Regions from separate parts of the Homo sapiens genome. Here region 2 is linked to region 1. The links are chromatin loops, found by intact Hi-C in ENCODE. Cell type or tissue: OCI-LY7. All regions are shown on one strand. Links, peaks and the distances in the headings refer to the core of each region. The heading gives the core; the rest is flanking DNA. Region 1 has its middle 120 kb from the start of GCNT1. Region 2 overlaps PRUNE2 (prune homolog 2 with BCH domain).

The links. Hi-C counts contacts between places; a loop is a spot of excess contacts. Peaks named below come from ENCODE experiments on the same cell type or tissue, not always from the same donor. Only the 100,000 strongest peaks of a DNase experiment are listed, where the experiment ranks them.
Region 2: a loop joins it to region 1, with 2.7 times the contacts of the local background. A loop is called at or near these places in 5 of 110 quality-filtered maps.

The regions. Positions count from the first base shown.
Region 1 is chr9:76,570,352-76,578,692 of GRCh38, reverse strand. No RefSeq gene overlaps it. Among named protein-coding and RNA genes, the nearest start is that of GCNT1, 120 kb to the right of the region's middle. RefSeq lists a silencer at 7,316-7,395. In OCI-LY7, for the core only: a CTCF peak has its summit at 4,483; DNase peaks (open chromatin) are centred at 982, 2,182 and 7,252; H3K4me3 peaks cover 2,612 bases; H3K27ac peaks cover 3,874 bases.
Region 2 is chr9:76,621,648-76,629,988 of GRCh38, reverse strand. It overlaps PRUNE2 (prune homolog 2 with BCH domain), which reads left to right. Exons shown (of 19, transcript NM_015225.3): 16 at 699-797; 17 at 5,499-5,537. All of the region lies in intron 5 of LOC105376095 (a long non-coding RNA gene), which reads right to left. Among named protein-coding and RNA genes, the nearest start is that of PCA3, 140 kb to the left of the region's middle. In OCI-LY7, for the core only: no CTCF peak of the experiment used is centred there; a DNase peak (open chromatin) is centred at 5,148; H3K4me3 peaks cover 421 bases.

The DNA.
Region 1 (8,341 bases), core at 141-8,140:
GAGAGGACTGGGCTCTCTTTAATCTTAGCTTTTGCTTGACCAACCTATTCTCAGTGTGGAAACTCCTCTGCTGTCCCCTTGTCCCCTAGTCACCATTGGTTCATACTCTCCGGAGCAGCGCTGTCCAACAGAAATCTCATGGGAGCCACGGAAGTCATTTTAGATTTTCTATCAGTCACATGAAAAAATAATAAAAATATACAGGAGAAATTAATTTTAATGTGTTTTATTTAATCCCATTGATCAAAAATATTATTGTTTCAACATATAATCAATGTTTCCATTATTTACTTATTTATTGAGATAAGAGTCTTGCCCTGTTGCCCAGGTTGGAGTGCAGTGATGTTACCATGGCTTACCGCAATCTTGACCTTCCCAGGCTCAGGTGATTCTCCTGCCTCAGCTTCCCAAGTTGCTGGGACTACACACATGTGCCTCCATACCTGGCTAATTTTTGTATTTTTTGTAGAGATGGGATTTTGCTATGTTGCCCGGGCTGATCTTGAACTTCTGGGCTCAAGTGATCCATCCTCCTCAGCCTCCCAAAGTGCTGTGATTACAGGTGTGAGCCACTGAGCCCAGCCTACAACATATAATCAATGTTTTTAAAAATCTTTTATAATTGTACCGAGCCTTCAGAATCTGGCATGTATTTCACACTTAACCCACATTTCAATTTAGAATAACCAGACTTAAAGAGTTCGGAAACCACATGTACTTAGTGGCTGCCGTATTGAGCAGTACAGCTCTAGAAACTAAATTTCCAGTCTAGTGCAAAGGTGAGGGGAGGGGCAGGTCTTCTGCTGCAAGGCATTGAGAAGGAAGCTGGGAGTCTAATTGCTTCTTTATTTATTTATTTGAGACGGAGTCTCGCTCTGTCGCCCAGGCTGGAGTGCAGTGGTGCGATCTCAGCTCACTGCAAGCTCCACCTCCCAGGTTCACACCATTCTCCTGCCTCAGCCTCCTGAGTAGCAGGCGCCCGTCACCACGCCCAGCTAATTTTTTGTAGTTTTTTTTTAGTAGAGACGGGGTTTCACATCTCTTGACCTCGTGTTCCGCCCGCCTCGGCTTCCCAAAGTGCTGGGATTACAGGCGTGAGCCACTGCGCCCGGCCTAACTGCTTCTTAAAAAGACTTTTGACTGACTCTGTTTTCCCATTTACCCTCATTTTAGAAATTCCTGGTGGCCCCAATTTCTGAGCATTTTTGTGGTTCTGTGGTGCAAATAGGATGGATGACTCACTTTCCCTCACTGCCAGCTTAGGTGTTGGCCTCACCGAATCTGCTGGGTCAGCTCACACTCATCCGTCAGCTTTCCATCTTTCCATTTTTCCTTGGTGTTTCCTCCACTCCAAGTCTCTTTGTCCTTATGGGTTTGTGCCTTAAAAAAAAAAAAATCGGCCAGGCACGGTGGCTTGCGCCTGTAACCCCAGCACTTTGGGAGGCTGAGGCGGGCGGATCACGAGGTCAGGAGATCGAGACCATCCCAGCTAACACAGTGAAACCCCGTCTCTACTAAAAATACAAAAAATTAGCCGGGCGTGGTGGCGGGCGCCTGTAGTCCCACCTACTCGGGAGGCTGACGCAGGAGAATGGCGTGAACCCGGGAGGCGGAGCTTGCAGTGAGCCAAGACTGCACCACTGCACTCCAGCCTAGGCGACAGAGTGAGACTCCGTCTCAAAAAAAAAAAAAAAAAAAAAAAAAATCATCCATTTTCATTTTATTGGAATGTTTGGAGAGAACAGAGATAAACATAGATGTTGAAACCACCATCTTTAACTGATCATCAATAAGTTTTCCATATCAATGGAATATGATTATTTTTGTCTATAAATTTTTTGTGAGTCTGGTGTTTTGGTTTAAATCATCTGAAAACCCTATGTATGCAATAACTATTTCCAAAAGGAACAAATGGATGAATAATGAGATATCCAGGAGACTGACTTAATCCCCAAATGTCATCCAATCCAGTTAAAACCAGTGCCCAGAAAGCGACACCCTCTGGGTCACCCTTCAGGGAGCCTGTTTCCCCTTGCACTCCTTAGCTCAGCTCATTTCTCTCAGTGACTACTGAGCTAAGAAAGCCCCCAGAAATAGTTAAGAATTTTAAAGGCTCTTAGCAGCAAACCAAATGCAAGACGGAGCCATGAGTCAACTGTTCCACCTCCCTCAACCTCATCGCCCAACTGCCTGCTAGAACAGACCACTTCCTTGTAATACACACGCTCTTTCTCTAGCACGGAGATTTAGCTTAACTCTGCCTTCCCCCACCTTCATCCTCATTTCTTCTTTTGAAAGGGCTGGGTTCCTTTTTGTGCTTTTTTTCTTGAATCTTAAAAATGAAGCCCAGGCCCCTTAGAACACAGAGCAATGTTAGAGTCCAGTCTTTATGTGTAATCAGTGTAGGGCTAGTAGTTTTGAGGTTCTTTGTTGGTTTGGTTTTGTACTTACTAACGTATTATTCTAGAATCCAAGAATAAATGAAAAGCAATTTAAATATGTATTAGAGTATCTCATAAAAGCGCCAAAAATGAGATTTTATTCATAATATACAGAAAAAAAATCAAGTTCTTTCCTTTTGCGTAAATGAAAGCCGTAGGAATCAAGAAATCTTCAGACCCAGAGATACCATTTAGTTAGCTTCTTTTACTGACACAGGGGATAGTTCAACTAGATTCCATACATATCTAGACAGTAGACAGTAAAGATAAGGGAAGCCCTAGAAGCTCCTAAGTGTATCAGAACCCAGAGGTTATTTCTACAGATGAAATAAAGAGAAGTAAATTTGGAGGTGGGGATATGATCATAGGAGGAATCTTGCTGTTTCAAAGTTCACAGTAGTGAAATCAGCTAAACAGGCAAATTGAGTTAAATTGGAAGCTCTTCAACACACTCCCCATCAGCTTACTGGGTTCTGGTCTCACAGGATCTAGCATGTTATGGCTGTGTACTGCCCCTACCTCCACCCAGGCATCCCATATATTATTTCCCCAGCACACATTTTCAGCTCTATGTATTGGGATATATTTTATTCACATCAAATTATTTTATTTTTATTTATTTGTTTATTTATTTTGAGATGGAGTCTCACTCTGTCACCCAGGCTGGAGTGCAGTAGCGTGATCTCGGCTCACTGCAAGCTCCGCCACCCAGGTTCACGCCATTCTCCTGTCTCAGCCTCCTGAGTAGCTGGGACTACAGGCACCCGCCACCATGCCCGGCTAATTTTTTGTATTTTTAGTAGAGACAGGGTTTCACCATGTTAGCCAGGATGGTCTGGATCTCCTGACCTCGTGATCCGCCTGCCTTGGCCTCCAAAAGTGTTGGGATTACAGGTGTGAGCCACCGCACTCGGCCTATTTTTTTATTTATTTATTTTTCAGACAAAGTCTCACTCTGTTGCCCAGGCTGGAGTGCAGTGGCGCGATCTCAGCTCACTGAAACCTCTACCTCCTGGGTTCAAGCGATTCTCCTGCCTCAGCCTCCCCAGTAGCTGAGATTACAAGTGCCTGCCACCATGCCTGGCTAATTTTTGTATTTTTAGTAGAGACTGGGGTTTCATCATGTTGGCCAGGCTGGTCTCAAACTCCTGAGCTCAAGTGATCCACCCGCCTTAGCCTCCCAAAGTGCTGGGATTACGGGCATGAGCCACTGCACCCAGCCTATTCACATCAATTTTTTAAGTCATAAAGATAATAGGATTGCCCTAATAAAAATTCCCATTACATTAATATTTCCTGACAAAATATTTTTCTTATAAAAATGTCACATTTGCCTAGATATTTAAAGTTTTCAAGACATTTCAAAACACCTAATCTTGCTTCCTTTTCACAACAACGTTATATATTTGGAGAAAGGTAGTCTTATCAGGCATCTTATTTGTTGATTAGTGTATTTCCTTATCACCCCGTAATACAAAGGACTGGAGGTAGAACAACAATACTGCTGGAAAAGGTAGGGTCAGGACTGGACTCCGGGCTTCCTCACTTCTAGCTGGAGGCCCTGTCTCCTGAGGATCTTTATTACTTAGGCCTTTAGCTCCTTGCCCAGAGGTGGCCACCAAAATATACTTGATCAGAAGCCAACTCTCCTGTCAACTTAAGTGCTGACTCAGGGTTGGTCGTGGTGATGATTTAGGGCTCAGAAGAAACATCATGTTTCTTTTCCTCTTTCTCCTTGTCTTCTTCCCTTTTCTACTGGAAGAATTCAGTCCTAATGTCATTCAGCAGGGCAGAGAAAGTTGGTTACTCTGAAGTAGGGGTGATGGCCCAGCATAGGTGTCTCCCCTGAACAGGGTGAGGAGGGTATTCATGATTGAGGACAGCCTGGTATATCAGAGAGCCTAAGTAGACAAGAAGGGCTTCCAGCTAAGAGGGGTGCCTGTAGTGGGGGTGGGAACCCCAGCACGACGAGGAGGGAAGCCCCATGGAGAGACAGCCTAGCATAGGTGTAGAGTCCAAGGAAGATGCCCGCAAACTGGTATGGGGACCTGGAGACCCTGCTGGGTAAGGATGACACCGCCACAGCCGGGAGTGCCTTGTGTAGGGAGTCACAGCCCAAGGGGCCAAGGAGGGGAACTGCATGGCACATAGCCCTTGGGTAGGGAACCAGAACCCTGATGGGGTGAGGATGATGTCCATGCGGGGTCAGCAGCATGTCATGGACCGAGTCAAAGCAGGGTAAGGGCAGTTTCTGAGGGGTGGTGGTGGCAGGTCAGAGCAAGGACAGGGTAAGGAGGGTGTGTGAGGGGTAAGGGGGACAGTGGCTCTGATAGGAGACTGGCTTCCTACAGGGGGATTGAGCAAATAAGGAGACTTAAGGATAATGGGAGCCAGATTTCTTAACTGTTGGAGTTCAGAGTCACAGATGTGGAAAAAAGAAAACTATTGGGGTGCACTTACAGTTTTCAATATAGATAGATTAAAAAATACAGATGACAATGTATATGTGTGTTTGTGTGTATGTATGTATATACTTTCATATATTTTTATGCAGCTATATACTTACATACATCCTCCAACTCTGTCTACTAAGAGAATCTCTCTTAGCAATAAACACAGCCCAGATTTCCTCTTCTAGATACCATTCTCCACTAAAAGAAACCAGGGCTTCTTGGAGAGATTTCAAGGATTCCAGGATTCAAGTCCTGATTCCAGGACTGAGGTAGGAAACTTGAGTATGAACCTTGTGTCAGAAAGCAAGGAAATGATAGAGATATATCAAAAGGACACAGAAACCAGCTTCATCATCAAAATGAATCACTGTTGTAATGGATTATAACTCCTTAAATAAAGTAGAAAACTATGAGTCCTAATAATGTTAGTATATGGATAAATGGAAGGTTTGAGGACGAATGGAATATTTACATAGAACCTCCTGCATAAAATATGTATTAATGATAGCAGGAAAAATAGTAACTTCCTAATGGAGAAGAAAAGCAGACAGCACCTTAACCAATGATCAAAGTGAACAATCAGCAGTCATGGGAAAATTGAATTTGTGCATCCCTGATAGGATCCAGTAAAAAGTATTAAGGGTCCCTCCTGGCTAACACGGTGAAACCCTGTCTCTACTAAAAAATATTAAAAATTAGCCAGGCATGGTGGCGGGCACCTGTAGTCCCAGCTACTCAGGAGGCTGAAGCAGGAGAATGGCGTGAACCTGGGAGGTGGAGATTGTACTGAGCTGAGATCGCGCCACTGCACTCCAGCCTGGGCAACAGAGCGAGACTCCGTCTCAAAAAAGAAAAAGTATTAAGGGTCACTTGAGAAATTCCTGCCAAAGATGCATGAATTGAATGAATTGAGTCCCATATCAGACAAAGCCAAATTGAGTGACTTCTACAAAATAACTGGCCTGTAATCTTCAAAAGCACCCAAGTCAGAACAGTCAAGGAAAGATAGAGAAACTAACCACTGCAGACAGAAGACTAAAATCATTGACAACTAAATGCAACAAAGGATTCTCAAGTGGATTCTTTAACTGTGATGGATTCACTGGACAATTGATGAAACTTGAATGCGGTCTGAGGATTAAATTGCTGTAATACAACAGTGTTAACTTGCATAGTTTAAAAACAGTATGGTTGTAAAAGAATGTCCTGTTTTTAGGAAACACACACTAACGTATCCAGGGGAGATACTTACTATCCAAGGTAGTCAACTTACTATCAACTGGTTCAAGGGATGTTCTTTGTACTGTTCTTACAAAGTGTCTGTAACTTTGAGATTGTTTAACACAATTTTTTTTAAACAAAGTTAGTTGTCATTTTTAAGAAGAAGAACAACGAAAATAGAAAAGAACAAACAAACAAAAATATGTCACATCAAAAGATGCACACAGCGCTGGCAGGGAAATGTTAAGTGGTATGATTCATACATGGATTCTTTTCCCAGCAAACAAAATGCCCCATGCAGTAAACTACCCTCTCAGGTGGAGAATGAAGTAAAGCCGCACCTATTCCAAACAAGGCAACCAAAAGGCTTTTCTTATTCCATGACCACAGACAAAGCCTAGAGAGAATGTGCAAAAGCACAAGAAAAACACATGGCCACATTTCCCATCTCATTATTATTATTATTATTATTACTTATTTGCTTTTGTTATTATTATTTTTTTCCCTTTCTTTTTTTCTTTTTTCTTTTTTCTTTTTTTTTTAACAAACCCTTGTGTCGAGGGCTGACTTTCAATAGATCGCATCGAACGAGCTGCTCTGCTAAGTAGGAAACCCCGACCCAGAAGCAGGTCGTCTACGAATGGTTTAGCGCCAGGTTCCCCACGAACGTGCGTTGCGTGACGGGCGAGGGGGCGGCCGCCTTTCCGGCCGCACCCCGTTTCCCAGGAGGAAGGGCACTCCGCCCCGGACCCCGGTCCCGGCGCACGGCGGGGCGGCCCGCCGGCGGGGACAGGCGGGGGACCGGCTATCCGAGGCCAACCGAGGCTCCGCGGCGATGCCCCATCTCATTATTATTGAAAAGGAATTTCTTTTATGTTTTTAAAAATAAATACCACTTTTTAAATGGTAAAATTAGTCTCCTTCCATTTAAAGAAACATACCATCCCAATGAAAAGCTTTGCACTAGGAAAAAGTTTCCTCAAGGATAGCTTTGGAAAACAGAGGAAAACGAAACAAAATTGCACCACCCTGACACAGTGACTATTATGAACTATTATGAGTCTTGTCTCCGTATTAAACGGCTGTAATCATAGCATGCCATTAGATTCCTTCTGTGTGCTGTGTGAAAGTAGCACAGTGGTTAAGCACAGGTTTTGAAACTGACTGACCAAGTTCCTCATCTGGCTTCTGCCACTGTATGTGACTTTAAGTTATTTTCCAAACTGCTATAAGCCTCAGTTTCCTCCTGTATCAAACAGGAACAATCTACTCCCTTATCTTGGGGTTTATGAGAGATTTAAATAAGATCATGGATGTAAAGTACTTAGCCCAGTATGTGGCATGTTTTATGTATTCAGTCAATACTTATTATTTTCTCATGAGTACTTTTCCATGTTTTAAATAATCATCTGCTGTGGTCTGAATGTTGTGTCCCCCTAAACTTTCTATGTTGAAATACTAACTCCTATGCTGACACATTAGGAGGTGGGGCATTTAGGGAAGTAATTAGGTCATGTGAGCAGGGCCCTCACAAATGGGATTAGTGCCCTTATAAAATAGGTCCAAGGGAGTTCATTTGCTCCTCCCACCATGTGAGGACACAGTTAGAAGTTGCTGCTCTAAAAACTAGGAAGTAAGCCTCATCAGACACCAGATCTGCTGGCATCCTGATCTTGGAACCATAGCTCCCACTCAGCCACTTGATCACGAGGGTAAACAACCGATACTGTACTCTAATGTGTTGTGTTCAGTACATGACATGAGATGTTTAACACTGTATTATAGATGGTTTTGTCCAACTGTAGGCTAACAAGAGTTCTGAGTATGGAAACATACTCAGGTAGGCTAGGCTAAGCTATGATGTTTGATAGGTTAGGTGTATTAATGCATTTTTGACTTACAATAGGTTTATCATTATAAGTCAAGGAAGTGGAGGAGCAACTGCTGTCTGCCTACTGACCCTCCTTAGTAACATAGCTACTGGACTCTATCAGGTACTGGATGCAGGCAAGGCCCTGGCGGCTTATAGGGTCCCATGGGTTGGACAACTGTTGGTACCACTGTGCAAGAGCACCCAGTAAGGACCAAGTAAAAAGGGGATCCTAACGAGAGCCTGGCCAGGTATTTGAACCAACACAAATGTGCCAGTTCTTCCTGAAGCCCAAGATGTGGAAAGGCTAGGCAATGGGTGGGTTGGGGTTTCCCTACCCCCCATCCTTTAAGAAG
Region 2 (8,341 bases), core at 275-8,274, 51 kb before region 1:
CTTGGGTAAACACTTAACTGCTCTGTATCTGTTTCCTTATCTTTGAAAATAGGATAATAATAGTGTCTACCTCACTAGGCTGTAATAAGAAATACCTGCATTCATATGTGTAAACCACTTAAGACAGCATTTGGCCAAATACTGCATGATCTCACTTATATGTGGCATCTAAAAAAGTTGAGCTTATAGAAGTAGAGAGTGGAATGGTGGTTACCAGAAGCTGGGGGTTGGGAGTGAGGAAATGTTGGTCAAAAACCACAAAATTTCGGTTAAGAGGCATAAGTTCCAGAGCCCTATTGAACAACATGGTGACCAGAGCTAATAACAATGTATTGCATCCTAGAAAATTGCTAAGAGAGTAGATTTTAAGTATCAAAAAAAAAAAAAGCATGTGAAGTAATACATACGTAAATTAGCTCAGTTCAGCCATTCCACAACGTATACATATTTCAGAACATCATGTTATACTTTTTTACATGGCAATTTAAAAAATAAATTTTAAAAACAGAATAAAACATCACCACCAACAACAACAAAACAGTGTCTGGCACATTGTAACTCGTCAAATAATGTTAGCCTCTTAGTAAGAGTGCTGTGGCAAGGTGTTAAGTATCAGGATTTTCAAGAAAAGGCAATAGCCTTAGAATGGATAAGGTAGTGACTAATGATACATATTTTTTTCTTTTTTTTTTTTTTAGTTCAAAATTCAGCAGTAAAATTAAATATGTCAATAGCTTATCAGAACTCAGTGGGCTGATCCCAATGGATTGCATCCACATTCCAGAGAGCATCATCAAGTAAGTCCTGACAGTTTCAGAGATGTGTTAAGAAATAGTACTAGTTTGAGGCTGGGTGTGGTGGCTCACGCCTGTAATCCTAGCACTTTGGGAGGCTGAGTGGAAGAATCAGTTGAGCCCAGGAGTTTGCAATCAGCCTGGACAACATAGCAAAACCCCATTCCTACTAAATATATAAAAATTAGCCAGGCGTGATGGCATTTGCCTGTAGTCCAGCTATTCAGGGGGCTGAGATGGGAGGATCACCTGATCCTGGGAAGTCAAGGCTGCAGTGAGCTGTGATCGTGCCACTGTACTCCAGCCTGGTGGCAGTGAGACCCTGTATCAAAAAAAAAAAAAAGTGTGTGTTTGGAGAAGTGGGTTGGAAAAGAGGTCAGTTCTGGAACAGGGGAAATGGCACTATCTTATTTTTAAAACAATATTAAATATCCTCCAATAAATACAATTTTTTCCTATAACCTATAGATAATTGTTGTGTTCTTTTAGATCCTCTTTCACCTAATCTTTTCCTGGGGTTATTTGATTATTGTTCATTTTTAGCTTGAACTTTACTACCACTTTGGAAAAAGTAACAGTTACATTGGTTAATTGGTATACTGTCTCTACTGGTTAACAGTGTATCAGTTTCTTGTGTCCCCCACTCTGCACAGACACAAGACGGTCTTAGCATAGCTTGGATTTCTTTATTGTCTTATACAAAGTAATTTATCTGCATGATGCTAGGAAAATAGAAAGAAATAACTCTTTCTCTGTTTCTTCTAAACCTTTTTTGTTTGTCATGATTAAGTAGAGGGCATTTGCCCAGTGGTGGGTGAGGTGGTGAGGAATGGTTTCCTTGCTCAATAGAGGGTAACGCAGTATCAGCGTCAGCATCCTGCATGGGTACTGAAGGTCTCAGGATGATGCTACAAAAACTAGGATAAAATTTAACAAAATAAATACTTGGAGCTGGGATTTTAAAACAGGGATATCGGAGAATGAACAGTTGTATCTGGTACATTGTTGCAAAGAACGATTGTTTTCTGTGTGTCTTTTTTTTTGTTGTTGTTCACTGTATCTGAATCACTAGCTTTTTTCATTTCATTTGAATGGAGAGGGACTTAACCATTAGCTCAAAGAAAACAGGCAAGTATCATTCATCTTCCTCCATAAAATGGATAGCAAAATGTACCTCTCGTTTGGGATTCCAAAAAAGAGTCCTCTCACTTTAAAAAATTAATTAATTAATTAAAAAGGCCCAGCCTAGAAACTGGAAGGAAAGAATTCTCATGTAATGTGTGTCTATGATATGCCAAGCATAGCAGTGCTCTATTTATATCATTTATTTAACTCTTATAGTAAACCCCTGTTTTACAGATGCAGGGGACGTAACTTAGTAGGAAGTTACTTATGCACAGTATAAGTAGGAACCAGGAAGAGATGGAACGGAAATTCAAATTCAGGTCAGCCTGGCACTAAAATTCCCATGTCCTTTTCTAGTAGATTCCTTTACCTCTCTCAGAGAATCCTTCAAAATTCAAACCTCAGAAGTAGATTCATTTGGTTCTCCTACATAAGCAATATCGGGCGTGAACACAGGATACTGACTGGGCTTCCGGTGGTCAGCTGGGCTCAGCTGAATCAAACGGAGTGTTCATTAGATCCTAATGACGGCTTCAACCCTCATTAGCTTCACAGCGTTTCCACAACCAGCATACCTCATAGCTCTGGGCTGCTGCCTCAAAAAGGTGTACTCCGTCTTCAAATCCCACTTCTACTCTTTAAATTTAAAAAGTATGGAGGCAGAGAGGGATGCCTCACACCTGTAATCTTAGCACTTTGGGAGTCTGAGGAGGGTGGATAGCTTGAGTCCAGGAGTTCAAGACCAGCCTGGGCAACATGGTGAGCCCCCCGCCACCCCATCTCTATGAAAAAAACACAAAAATTAGCCGGGTGTGGTAGCATGCACCTGTAGTCCTAGCTACTCAAGAGATTAAAGTGGTAGGATTGCTTGAGCCTGGGAGGCGGAAATTGCAGTGAGCCGAGATCGCACCACTGCACTCAAGCCTGGTTGACAGAGTGAGACGCTGTCTCAAAAAAGAAGAAGAAAAAAAAAAGATGAAGAAGTATGGAAACACTCACATTCTATAAGATGACAAGGACATTCTCTCTTCTAGTGGAATTGAGCATTGACCACTTTCCAAGTAAACACGGTAACACTTCCATGGTGTGACAGAGGCAATAGAATGAAAAGTGAATGGGCTTTAGAGACTTAGATTTGAACCTTCTCTCCTACCTCTCAATGTCTCTGAGACTTCAAGTCATCTATTAAAATGATTAATTAATTAAAATATTCTGAGTCTCAGCTTCAGCATCTGTAAAGTAAGGAAGTAAGTTGCACTTCCTGGAATGGTTCTGAGGGTTGAATGCAAACAGGGTACACAAAGCACTTGCAAAGCCTCCCAGCACAGAGTTCGCAATCCAGAATCTTATTTATTGTTACACCTGTTGCTTTTAGAGACTCTCCATCATATGGGAAAGTTCAAATGAGAAGTTAAGTATACCTAGGACATTTTTCATTCAACTGCACACATCAGTTTTCAAGGGCTCCATTTGGGAAAAGTTACTTCAGGAGGAAGGGTTCTAGTTGGAAAAATTTTTTTCTGGAGAAAGAAATTTACCACCATTCATGTGCTGCCCACATGTCCATGTGTTCTGTTTTCTGTAATTCATCTCCTTGGGATGTCCTTTCTGCCATTTCTGTTACTGACCTTCATCACCTCAATTTCATGTTTTGCAAATTTCAAATGGATACGAGCCATGGCTCCTTTTTATCACTGAATAACATTCAAAGGATCTAATCTCAGCCACTCCCACAACCAGTCCTCAGCTGAGATGGAGCCTGTCATCAAAGGGCTTAAATGAAAGAAAAACTTGCCCAACCTAGAACCAAATTTATAATCATTGGTTACAGTTGATTCTCATTATTTGTGGCAGTTATGTTCTATAAAGTCACTGCAAACACTTAATTAGTGAATACTGAAATAGTGTTCCAAGGGAAAATACAGGATGTTCAGTTCCTGCAAGCATCTGGTCACAATGTTTTCATCAATCAATCAATATATAACCTTTTTTTATGTGTGTTTCTGTTTAAATGAACCTTACTTAGTATACATTGTTGATTTATGAACATTGAACTCATGGCCAACAGTATTGTAACTTGTGCATAAACAAAGCTTATCTAATACACATATTTTCTTCATAAGGCACATCACAGCTTTCCTGCACTTGGGAATACTAGTATTCCCAATACAGTATTTCAGCCCTATGCTTGGAAGCCAATTTGAACAGCAAAATCACCAAGGAAAAATACAAAAATGAGCGGAAAAAAAGGCACTAAAAAGGTTGTGAAAAGGACACTTGTTTACAGTATGAAACAAGAAGACAGAGCCTCACACATTGCCAGGTGGCAACATGAATGTTGGGCAACTCAAATTTTTCTCCACTCTGCACATGTCCACAAGTGACCCAAAAAGTACTTTGTATTGATTTTGTGTTTATAAATACATGCTAGTGAAGAGGCAAATTTACAAATATAGAATCTGCAAATAATGAGGTTTGACTGCATATATTTATAAATTATAAACATTGATTGTTTTCTAATGAAAATAAGATTTCCCCCAAATGTCAATTTTATTATTACCATCATACATCACCTAATGACAGAGACATGTTCTGAGAAGTGCGTCTTTAGATGTTTTCATCATTGTGTAGACATCATAGTGAACTTATACAAACCACCCCGATGGTAGAGACCACTACACCACCTAGGCTATCTGCTATAACCTGTTGCTCCTAGGCTACACACCTGTACAGCATGTTACTGTACTGAATACTGCAGGCAGCTATAACACCATGGTAAGTATTTGTGTATGTACACGTAGAAAAGATACTGTCAAATTATGGTATTCTAATTTAGGGGACCACTACCATATATGTGGTCCATCACTGACCCAAATGATGTTACATGGTGCATGACTGTATCTGGATAGGCATTTTCTCTCATGATTTGACTGTCATTTAAATCATTTACTTGTCATTTTTCCCATCTGTTTGCTCATTTTCCTTATGGCACTCGTTTTTTATCTTGTAAGGTACGATGAAGAGAGATCTTATAAGAGAAGTGTGAGGTAAAATCTCCTGATCTCCTATTCATGCTGGACCCTGTGTGTGTACACCAGTGTTTTACTTGTGGGTGACCTCAACAAGCTACCAGAGCAAGAGGTCACTGTATCAGTCTTTTGTATGCCATTTTCAGTCTTTGTCCTGTGTGTAAAGCTGTTGAGGTCAACCTAATTTGCAACTGAAACCTACTAAACCAGATACATCCCTGACTTGGCCCAGGCTGCAAGCTAACTTGAACTGTACCCACCAGACTGACGTGGATGTTTTCAGCTTTATTCAGCCAGCATGTTTCTGATCCCTTTGCAACTTATGTCTACATTTTATGAAGGAATTTGCAAAGTAAATGTACATAAACACTGAATGGGAGGCAATGACAACATATTTAATGGAAGGAGTACGTCTCAGGGCTCCAGAAGACAGTTTCGAAAAGCACATATGCACCACTTTCATTTGGCCCTGCTTTGCTGAGTGACTGTCTCATGCTGTGCTTGCTTCTCTTTTGTTTCTTTTCCACACCAATAATTTTTGCTCCTGCAGACTGGATGAAGAACTGAGGGAAGCATCAGAGGCAGCTAAGTAAGACTTGGTTTTCGTTTAGCGGCTGGCATGATGTTGGCTTGCATTTCAGAACTGAATTGGGAAAATCTGCATGCCTGGTGTTTTATTCCTGCTTCCTGATAATAATGCACTTTAGAAATTCTCTTTCTCCTATGATAGATGTAATCTCTATTATTCTTACTACAATCTATTTTTCCCCATGATCTTGCTTATACTGAGGAATGTATTTGTCACTGTTGTTGTTGTTTTTTAATGTACACGCAATTCTAGGCACCACAACAAAAGAGCACATCACAGGCACTGCCACATATAGTGTGACATCGAGATGATCATTAGGTATTGAGGCAACAGAACCTCACTAATTCATACCAGTGGGGAGGAATAATAACACATCGAGATTTGGAAGATTTTTGTAGAATCAATTTCACGGCCTTCTATGAATTAAAACAACAACTTACTTAATGACTTTGGAAATATTGCTTAACTAACAGCCTTTGAGCTATTTTGATGAATAGAAAAACAAAAGTCATTGCCCACTATTGCTAAAGTATGAATCTCAAAAAGGCAAAATTACAACTCTCATGCAAATATAAAATGAACACATGCCAATGATTTTATTCAACTAATTATTTAATGCAGGAACCACTAAGGTGTTAAAGCCAGTTCAAAGAACATTTGAGCAGCTAGATATCTATAGGCAATTTATAGAAGAATATTTGGATAAGATTGTTGGGTTAGATACAAAACTGGTTAATAAACAACAGGGCAATAAACTGTAATATTGAGGTTGTCTTTTCCACTGGACAGAAATTATTTGCATCTCTGCTGGACAGAAACTACAAGTTAACCTCTGCCCCTATTGAGCTGTAAAATAGCCCAACCAATAGAAAGTCAGACCCCTGTAATCCCAGCACTTTGGGAGGCCGAGATGGGTGGATCACGAGGTCAGGAGATCGAGACCATCCTGGCCAACATGGTGAAACCCCGTCTCTACTAAAAATACAAAAATTAGCTGGGCATGGTGGTGCACGCCTATAGTCCGAGCTACTCGGGAGGCTGAGGAAGGAGAATCGTTTGAACCTGGGAGGCGGAGATTGCAGTGAGCCGAGATCATGCCACTGCACTCCAGCCTGGGGACAGAGCGAGACTCCATCTCAAAAAAAAAAAAAAATCCAGTCATTCTCTTTTCTCGTTTCCAAGTTACAAAGAAATTTTCTGATAATACATGTTAGATATAACCAAGTACTATTTGAAAAGTTTGCTGAATTAAGCACATTAAGTTTCTTCCCTATTTTAAATGTTGCTTATGCTGTTAATTTTTAAAACCAGCTCCCATTTTAATAGACATTGCAAAAGCAGAAGGCCTGGACAATGTCCTAACAGCTATAAATTCTGAATAAATAAAATCTAACTAATAGACATTTTCTGCATAGTTGTAAATGCCAATTCCTCATTAAAACAATCCATTTAGACATTTTTCCCCTATGGTACATTTTTATTATAATAACCTATAGGATTATTTGCTTGTAGTGTGCCAATCTTTTGTGTTAAAAATTAAAGGATAGGTTTTTGCTTTAGAAAGTTTAGCATTAGTGGAGTTTACTGTTACAATATTCCAGTCTTCTCATTTTCTTTCAAGATAACTGACACCCAATTAGATAATGAAACTCAAAACTGTGTAATTTTTTATTCTAAAAAATCTTCTTAGTCTTGATCCCAACTGTCACAAACAAGAAGTTGTGGAAGTAAGGAAAATACTAGTAATCAAGGAACTGAGTGTTGGTGTAACATCCCTTTAGCATTTACCTGCACTCAAATTGCTTTGTATCATGAGATTTCCTAGAGAGAGAGAACGCTCAGTGAGAGTTCTCTTTCAGATTTTTTCAGTTTTCTTTCAGATTTATTTTTTCAGGATGATAACATATTTATGAAATTAAAGCGCTATTTTGAAGACAAAAGATGGGGGAAAGAACATCAATAATTTTTCAGACAAACCTGTCATAAAGTCATATTGTCATGTTTCTTTCATTATTACCATGAAATCTTGCTTCTTTTAATAGATTTTTTTCCTCTATATTTATACTCTTTCTGCTTAGCTGCCACAGTAAAATGATTATTGTTTTTGGGTAGTTTTGTAGCTTTCTCTTTTTTCTCTCACATCCACTATTTTGTTCTCTTCCTTACCCCTACCTACCCTCTCCCAATGTGTCTAAATGGCTCAGAGGGTCCTGAGACATTTTGATCTCCCTCCTAAAGGAAGCACTATGCTCGTGCCTGGTACATAGTAGATGCTCAGTAAATTTATGCTGCATAAATTAATGAATTTGCATAACATTCAGTTCATTGCTGTTGAGCAGTGGGTTCTCAAACTTTATTGTGCATTGCAATGACCTGGAGCACATGGTAAAACACGAAATCCCATGTCTCACCCCCAAAGTTTCTGATTCAGCAGCTCTAGAGTGGAGCCTAAAAATCTGCATTTCTGGCCAGGTGAGGTTGCTCAGCCCTGTAATCCCAGGACTTTGGGAGGCTGAGTGGGGAGGATTGCTTGAGGCCAGGAGTTAGAGACCAGCCTGGGCAACATAGCAGGACTCCATCTCTACAAAAAAAAATTTTTTTAATTAGCCAAGTATGGTGGTATGTGCCTGCAGTCCCAGCTACATGGGAGGCTGAGGTGGGAGGATCCATTGAGCCCTGGAGTTCAAGGTTGCAGTGAGCTAATTGATCTTACCACTACACTCCAGCCTGGGCAACGGAGTGAGACCCTGTCTCAAGAAAAAAAAAAGTCTGCATTTCTAACAAGTTCCCAGTGATGCTGATGC